Linked DNA regions of Homo sapiens: region 1 is linked to region 2. The links are chromatin contacts, found by Hi-C or POLR2A ChIA-PET in ENCODE. All regions are on one chromosome and are shown on one strand. The core of a region is the stretch at or near the end of the contact, and the rest is flanking DNA. Distances in the headings are between cores, read along the strand shown.

What was found. A loop is a pair of places that touch in the nucleus more often than their neighbours do. ChIA-PET counts read pairs that join two places held with the same protein, here RNA polymerase II (POLR2A). Pooled maps may share reads with other maps.
Region 1: a pooled map shows a loop between it and region 2 (4-fold over the local background). The contact joins two enhancer-like sites. A Hi-C loop is called at or near these places in 2 of 50 pooled maps. POLR2A ChIA-PET finds 5 or more read pairs at or near these places in 2 of 52 experiments (OCI-LY7 and T-cell).

Annotation. Positions count from the first base shown.
Region 1 is chr2:197,072,576-197,076,797 of GRCh38, forward strand. The region is part of intron 16 of ANKRD44 (ankyrin repeat domain 44); the gene reads right to left. Among named protein-coding and RNA genes, the nearest start is that of ANKRD44-AS1, 120 kb to the right of the region's middle. Within about 2 kb of position 1,661, at least 5 of the 41 ENCODE cell types and tissues checked have a DNase peak (open chromatin) inside an H3K27ac peak, as active enhancers do.
Region 2 is chr2:196,985,179-196,989,396 of GRCh38, forward strand. It overlaps ANKRD44 (ankyrin repeat domain 44), which reads right to left. Exons shown (of 28, transcript NM_001195144.2): 28 at 1,484-4,218. Among named protein-coding and RNA genes, the nearest start is that of PGAP1, 61 kb to the left of the region's middle. Within about 2 kb of position 2,878, at least 14 of the 41 ENCODE cell types and tissues checked have a DNase peak (open chromatin) inside an H3K27ac peak, as active enhancers do.

The DNA.
Region 1 (4,222 bases), core at 411-2,910, 86 kb after region 2:
TGTTTTATCACTAAATAAAGCTTAGTCACTCACAGTGTATTTCACTTGTTCAACAACTTTTGGCACCTGATAAGTGCCTGACAGTATTAGAACCTAATGCCTTATAAGTTGATATTTAAATCCGCAAATGTTTAAAGGATAATAGTTTATTTTTCCTTAGAGCTCAGCATTAATTTTTTCCTGAAACAATGACTAAGTGTTTAGCTATTTACTGAACCAGCGAGTCATGGATATAATCAAATAATACATTTATTCTCTTTTTCCCTATACTAGGTCCGATCTCCTTTATGAGGTTACTTCTTTTCCTGCCACTTCATGCAAAATCTCCAACAAATAATAAAGAGTTCTCTAGGCACTTTAGTTTAAAACATAACTTCATGTCAGCAATCAATACATCTGTTCCAGTATGACAATCACAGACTCCTAACATTGTTAAACTTATTAAAACTCCTTCCCGCCTTCCCCTAAAGACTGAGTGGGTAACGAGACATGGCTGACTTCTCTGTTCCCCAACCTAGGGCTTCTCCTCCTCCTCATCTGCCTCTGCCTCCTCCAGTTCTAAAGGGGATAGGCAAAGGAAGACACATTAGGAGCAGGGACAATGGTCTGACTGGCACCCTTCTGGCAGTGATGTCTTCTGACCAGGCCAGATGTTTACAATTGTCCCTCTCTTAGATGCTGAATTAGGTTCTCCACCATCACTGGGGTGTCTCACCTGCAGTGCCTCTGCCTGGGTGAATGGACCTTCCTGCTGGTAACTTATATTCCCCTCTCCACACTAGGAATCCTGGGTCTCCTGACTCTTCCACGCAGCCTTCCCGAGTGGGATCAAGGAGAACCCCAGGCTAGCTCTGGCCCTTGGCTCACATTTGGACATTGGGAAATATATACTTTGACCCATCATTTCTGAGAGTGGAGTGATTTCCCAAACACAGCCTTCTTCTTATTTAGCTGCCTGGCCAGCAAGTTCTGGTCAGAGCCATTTAGTCTTCAGATTTATCATATACCAGTCTGGCATGCTCCCTAAATTGTGTGGGACACAAATAAGATATCTAAGCAATCTCCCTGAAGCTTCCCTCCCTTAAGGTTGGGGTCAAGAGAAGGCATTCTATCTCCTCCACTATGAGGGGTGGTAGAATTCACAGCAGAGCTAGCTCCAAAGAAGCCTTCTCTCTAATCTCTAACTTCTTGTTCTTTCCAACTGTGACTTTAGAAATGGGGAAGGGGGCCATGAGTTGAAGCACCAGTATCTCACTTTGAAATGTGGAGGCAATGCCCCAGTGTCCTAGGCCCTCAACTGAAGGCAAAACTGAAATGTTCTATTTTAACACATCCTGTTGAATTGTTCTTTCATCAGCTGCCAAATTCATTCATGGTAAAGCCCCCAAAATTTTTTCTGCCACATTACAAAAAAAATGGAACATCTTATCATAAAAAATTGTCTATTCCACTGTTTTGGATATAGATTTACATCCAAATTCTAACTCAAAATTTGTGAACTTATATTCACATCTGAGAGGATGCCAGTGGTATCAAAATATCCATGCTCACCCCCACCCTCGCCCTTAATGAGAGTTCCTCATAGGATTTTATGTTTCTCTCCAACTGAATTAAATAGAAGAAAACACAAGACCAGCATTGTTGAGGTTTCCAGAGAACACTGCCCCTTGGCAGGCTGCCTGCTGGGAGGTCAGGCACAACCCAAGTCCTTCTCTTAGCAGGACCTCTGAGGAGAGAAAACAATCATCAGAGACTTGTTTGGAGCTGGGGTTCAAATTTACTGATTTTTCATTTTCTTGTCCTTAGATGACCACCCAGTAGTTTTCCTTTTTTAAATGCTTTTCTCTACCTGCTTTCTTAGTCTTGAGAGGCGTAATGACACATTGCCAATGTAAGTCCATATTATTTTTCTAAGAGATGGGGTCTTGTTCTGTCACCCAGGCTGTACTGCAGTGGTGCAATCATAGGTCACTGAAACCTCAAACTCCTGGGCTCAAGCAATCTTCATGCCTCCGCCTCCTGAGTAGCTAGGACTACAGGTGCACATCACATCACCATACCTGGCTAATTTTAAAAATACTTTTGTAGAGACAAGGTCTTGCTATGTTGCCCAGGTTGGTCTTGAATTCCTGGACTCAAGCAATCCTCCCACCTCAGCCTCCCAAAGTGATGGGATTATAAGCTGTGAGCCACTGCACCTGGCCATAAGTCTGTCTTATACAGACACATATAGTTATTCAGAGCCGGGTGGTAATGGTTTTCTAAAGTCCGGTGATAAACACAAGAAACAACCTAAAACATTGAGTCGTTTATTTGAAAGCAGCATAATTTTAGTGTTGAGTTGCCCAAGACACAGTTGCTTTCAGTCTTTCTTCAGAGAATCCCAGAAGCTCCTAGAATATGTAAGTAGGGGCATTTGTCACCCCTACTTATTCTCACAGTTGAAGTTCAAGTTCATTCCTATCATTGAACAGGGGAGAAGATTCAGAGAAGCAGCCAAATTCCAAGTGATTTGGCATGAAAAAATCTCAGCCTGAAAGTAATCAGAGGCCTAGAGTTTTCAATCTCTCTAAGTTTTGTAGACAATTTACATAATTACATTGGCACACACATTTTTCCATTTCAATAAAAAAGCCTCAAAGATCTTTATGTTCATGGACAAATCTTTAATATTGTAAAAAATATAAAATAAACCAATATAAACTCAAAAATTCCAAATAGGGGCATGATTCCTTGATTTTTCTTTTCAGAGCCAGTAAGAATACATTTCAGATAGAGGAAAAGGGAGGTCTGGAACTTTCCTTTGCCAATACCCTTCCTCCACTCAAACATACACAAGAAGCTTTATTAGCCAAGTCTCCCCCACTTTGCTTTGATATTTTGAGCCCAATTGAATATGACTGATCACAGCTCTCAGTACATGTTTGTGGGCAGATTTTTGCTTGCACACATAGTACGAACGTCTTTGATCAAGACCAGCTGAGAATACTGGCCTAAATAGGTAGACTTGGCAGAATTCTCAACCTTGGCTATTTCTATCAAGGCTAAGGGGTTCATACTACCTTTTAGAAGTCTTTTTTCCTCATGGAACTAATTAAATATAAGTCTGTATAATAGAAGTAAAGTTAAAACAACTATAATAATTTCTGTTTATTTTTGATTACAGCAAAACGGACTGAACACAAAGTGGTTTATAAATTCCATGCTTACGATCACAGACAGGAGCCACAAACCATGAATGCCAAAGTAAACGCAGACCAAGCTGAGTGTCAGAGTCAAAGAAAATATACATCAAATTTAATGATACATATTTAATGATATGTATAATCACTGTAATTGCTTGAGTAGACAGGAGGAGGCGCCAAAGACACATTTCATCAGCCTCACAAATCAGCTGGTCCAGATGGCCCCCCATCTTCTTCAATCCTACTCCAGCGCCCAGAGGACAAAGTCCCTGGACCGGTAGTGAAGGCCAGAGGACCACACATACTCATTTACTCTCTCCATTCCCTCCACAGGCCAGAAGCATAGGCTGGGATGGTGGAGTCAAAAATGATCTCCTTGCACAATTCCTGCTCAGAAGCTCAAATAACCTATGAAGAGCTACCAGATGTGTGTCTCTTTGTCAACATAACTCTAGCACAAAGCACAGAGTCAGGGACAATTTGTTAAAAGGATGACCCCTGCGAAGACGGCTATTTGTGTTGGGAGATGAGGAAGAAGATTGGCATGGCAATGTGAAAGTCTTAGAAATTCACCTCCTAGTGCATGTAAGTTAATTGGTTTGCTTTCCTAACATCTAATACCCAAGGAAATTGGAGTTTTAAAGACTGTTAAGATATTGGGTTCCTACAGAAAGAGGGAAAATATATGAGAAAAAGCATCCCCCTCAAAACCCCACTTCTTCATTTAATACTTGTTTTGGGGTTTTTAAAAAAACTTTTAGGTTCAGGGGTACATGTGCAGGTTTGCTATATAGGTAAATTTGTGTCATGGGGGTTTGCTGTACAGATCATTTTGCCACCCAGGTACTAAGCCTTTTACCAAATAGTTATTTTTTCTTATTTTCTCCCTCCTCCCACCCTCCACCCTTAAGTAGGCCCCAGTGTCTGTAGTTCCCCTCTTTGTGTCCATGTGTTCTCATCATTTAGCTCCCCCTTATAAGTGAGAACATGCAGTATTTGGTTTCTTGCTCCTGTGTTTGTTTGCTAAAGATTATGTC
Region 2 (4,218 bases), core at 1,628-4,127:
AGAATCCTGCCAACAACCATATGAGTGAACTTAGAAATGGATCGTTCCCAGGCCAACACCATGATTACAGGCTGTGAGAGACCCTGGAACAGAAGACCCAGCTAAACTAGGGCTGACTCATAGAAACTGTGGGTTAGGAAACATTTGTTGTTTTAAGCCACTAAGTTTTGGGGTAATTTGTTACACAGCAATAGATAACTAATATACCCAGTCTACTCTAAACAACAGGAAGCACTCACTTGTGGTGTGACTCCTGTTTTACATTCTTTAAGATTGAAAAGCACCCAGATTTGTATATTTGAATAAGAAGGGAGGCAGGGCTGAGTACAAAACCTCCCTTAACATTTCTGGCAGAAAAAAACAAAACATTATATGGCAAGATGGCATCGAAGAGAGAACATCTAGAGGCAGATGTGGTATCATCAGATCACTATCTTCAAAAATTCAAGTTGTATAACTTCTCTAGGATTCAGTTTCTTCCTGAAAGAGCTGGTGATGTGACTGGGCTGGACTGTAATAACTGCTAACATTCTATACTACTTGATTTGGGGAACTCAGGCAGGCACCACCCCCAAGTCTCTTCGTCAATAGCTGGAAACTCCATCATTAGGAATTTGTTCCTTAGTGCTTCCAGAGACTGTCCCTGAAGTTACTACTCAAGATGAAAAATTTTGGATGGTGAGATAGATGGGGAAGGAAATTCTATGGATACCTTTAAGGATAGTGCAGAGATGGAGGTTCTTGTGTTGTTATAAAGTCCCTGAAGGGTAATGGTGACAATACCAAAGTTAGGCATGGTTGATTTCACAATTTTGAGGACCTAATAAGCTTCCTCTTTTTTGATGTGGACTATATAACTGATCACATTTCTCCTCTTACCTTGGCTGCAAGGAAGCTGAGAGCAAACACAAGTTCAGTCACAGATACTGTTTTAAATTTTATGGTTCCTTTATCTGTTTGTATTCTTTTTCTCTGTTCTCATTTTTCTATTTCTAGTTTATCACGTCTTTTGTCATAACCCAGCTCAAATCCTTTATGGGCCAGCCTGGGCAATATAGTGAGACCCCATCTCTACAAAAAAACAAAATTAGCTAGGCATAGTGGTGCACATCTGTAGTCCCAGCTACTCGGGAGGCTGAGGTAGGAAGATTACTTCAGCCCAGGAGGTCGAGGCTGCAGTGAGCCGAGATCTCACAACTGCCCATCAGCCTGGACAACAGAGCAGAAAAAAACAAAACAAAACAAAACAAAACAAAACCCTTTATGGAAAAAAGTTGGAAGCATAAATACATATAATAAACACAAGCATATATGTTTGAATTTTTTCTCTAATTGTGATAACACAAACATAAATCGTGAATCTGGAGATACACTTTTATCTTGATTATTTTCTAAATTTAAAGTTAATTTGGCTTGAGGGGGTGCAAAGATTTAAATTAGCATAATTTAGAAAAAGCATAAATTGGAAAAATTAAAACACAAATTCCAACAATATTTGTACCGTTTTTATTTGTAAAAATAACCATCTGAATGCATTTCCATAGTATATTACAGTTAAGTACTTCATTACGTTATTAGAGCATTCAGTAGTTGCAAAAGTATTAAACTGTGCTTGAGAAGATTCAGATTGTTTCAAAGTCATTCACTGAACTAAAAGTCATTTTCCCCATTTTTACAGTCATGACATTTACCAGAGTCATTCAACTCCAATTTACATAAGAAAACATTATAGACAAAATCCCACTGAAATCATCAAACAATATTTTATGCTGTTACAAATATGTTATGCAAAATATAACACTGGCACCAGATTTGTATCATCGTGCTTTACAAAGATATATTGCACATGCTAGAGCATAAAATATGTAGACAAAACTACCAAATAAAAGATATTTGCATTGAATTTTTAGATCACATAAGAAACGCATAGAATTACATTTTATACAAACACTCAGATTGTCACTATCTTAAAATGCTTTTCCCCTATAATACTGACCTATGGTTTATAGTTTCGTAAGACGAAAGCATTTTAGCACTGCAAAATCAAACAATTCCTATAGAAAACTTAAGCATTTTCATATTCATTTCAATGCAAGTACAAGGGGAAATAGGAAAAAAGACACTTTATACATTCAAAGAAAAGTTGAAATGAAAACTCACTGGTATCATATTGCTCTGATAACACTCAAATGAAAAAATACAAAACATTCCACAGAACATTTTCAGAATATACAAATATAAAAAGGCACTCTAACTTCATATTACAAGACAATAAAACGGATGAGTTCTTCAACCAACACAACATATAAGCACACCAAGTTGCTCAACAGTACAAAGAATAACTAGTGCAGCAAATCCATTTGATGTTCTTGTTCTAATTTAATAACAAAATGATAAACCAAGCAGTGTTTACTGCCTAAAGTACCAAAACATACTATGGTGCCCTTTTAGTAGTGATAAATAGAAATACCCTGAGCTATTTACTGTAGAATCATAGCAGATTTTAGGCAATTTGGAGATAGTAATGTATTTAGCAAAGACAGGCAGACACTGGCAAATAAGTAAGTGCAATGAAACATGATCCTTGTAGTTGTGGTTAAAATACAGTCTAAAAATAACACAAATAAAAGCACTAAGCAACTAAGACTCAGTTAAAAACACATTTTTTTTTCTTAGAAAGCTATGGTGCAAACATAATTTTATTTCTAAGAGATGTAATTAAAATACAGAAATGATAGTTTTTAAAGTCATTTCTTTAAAAAAATTTTGCCTTGGGGTATGGGAGAAAGAGAAAGAGAGGAAGAGAGAGAGAGAGAGATCAGTTGATGTAATGAACAGTTCATTGTGAGCATGATTTCATTTCGTTCCTTTGTCCTCCTTCTATGAGTAAGAGAGTGGGAAAAGTCAAAACGCAGCTCCATGGAGATAACGTCTCATGGTGAGTCACTGCTTTGCTGAAATGATTCTTGTACTCTCTGCTACACGACAGGAAAAATGTTAACGCTGCTTTGCCATTAAAGCAAGCATTTCATTTCCTGCTTGAAATGCCAACTGAGCAAGATTTCCATTCACTTCTAGAAAAAGACACCGCAGCATATTGTGCTTCTTCAACACTGAACCTCTCTTAATTTTCAGTGTTTTGGTAAAGATAAGGTCATTATTGCTCATTAGCAATTTATCTGCTTTTTAAAAATTCATCTTCTCTAAACAAACGAAAAGGACAGAAGGTGGGAAGCACAACACCAAGAATTCAAAAAAACAATGGTGGTGGTGTGGAAAATTTTCAGTGAAATCAATACCAGTTCAATAAATCCTTTGAACAAGTTCTCATTTGTGAAGAACCCAACAGGAGTTTTAATTAAATCCAGGATATTAAGAGTAAGATTAAAGTTTTATAGCTAGATGAAAAATATAATACAGTTATCTGTCTTTGATCCAGATATGATAGAACATTATTTTTGAAATATCTCACATACACTATAAAATAGCAATTTCCAGGGTGGAAATGGAACTCATTATAAAACGTCAGAGAGTACTGCTCTAATTCGACACATTTCTTTTCTGTCTCTTCCTCAAGTAGAAAATAGCACTTGAGCTGGTGATTTTTATTTCTCCTTTTGGCACATGTGCCCACACACTGCCATCATTTCTCATCAGGTTACTGAGACTATGTGAGCTTTTCAGTGTACTTAGGGTAATTTCTAGATATTTCTTTGTGCTGCCTTTGTGTATATGATCCACTACACATCTGAGTTTTCATCTCGCAGAAGGGCATCCAGACTGCAATGTCTTCTAAGCTCTAAGCTGGCTACAGACTGTGGCTGAGCAGTAGAAGATGCGTAGCCCTCTCTAACCAACGCGGAAGAACCTGAGGGTCATCTGGAAACCTTAGCAGTGGAAATGCTAGGTTTGGCCCTTGGGCTTTTGGCTAGCCCAGGGTCAAGTGTTTTTTTTTTCACTTTTTTTTTGTTATTCTAAATAAGATACATAGCAATTAAAATAGAGAACAAATAATGGATGTTTCCTCACCATTTGTTTCATTTCAAATAAATATAAACACATTTACAGCAAAAGTATATGGACATTTTCTCTAGTTTGGCAAAAAAAAAAAAAAAGGTCAGCACATCATCAGTTACAAATGTTAAGTGGTCAACTAGAAATCTGTGTCCTAAGAAATATAAAATACAACAAAGACTGGTACACAGAAAGATTACATTT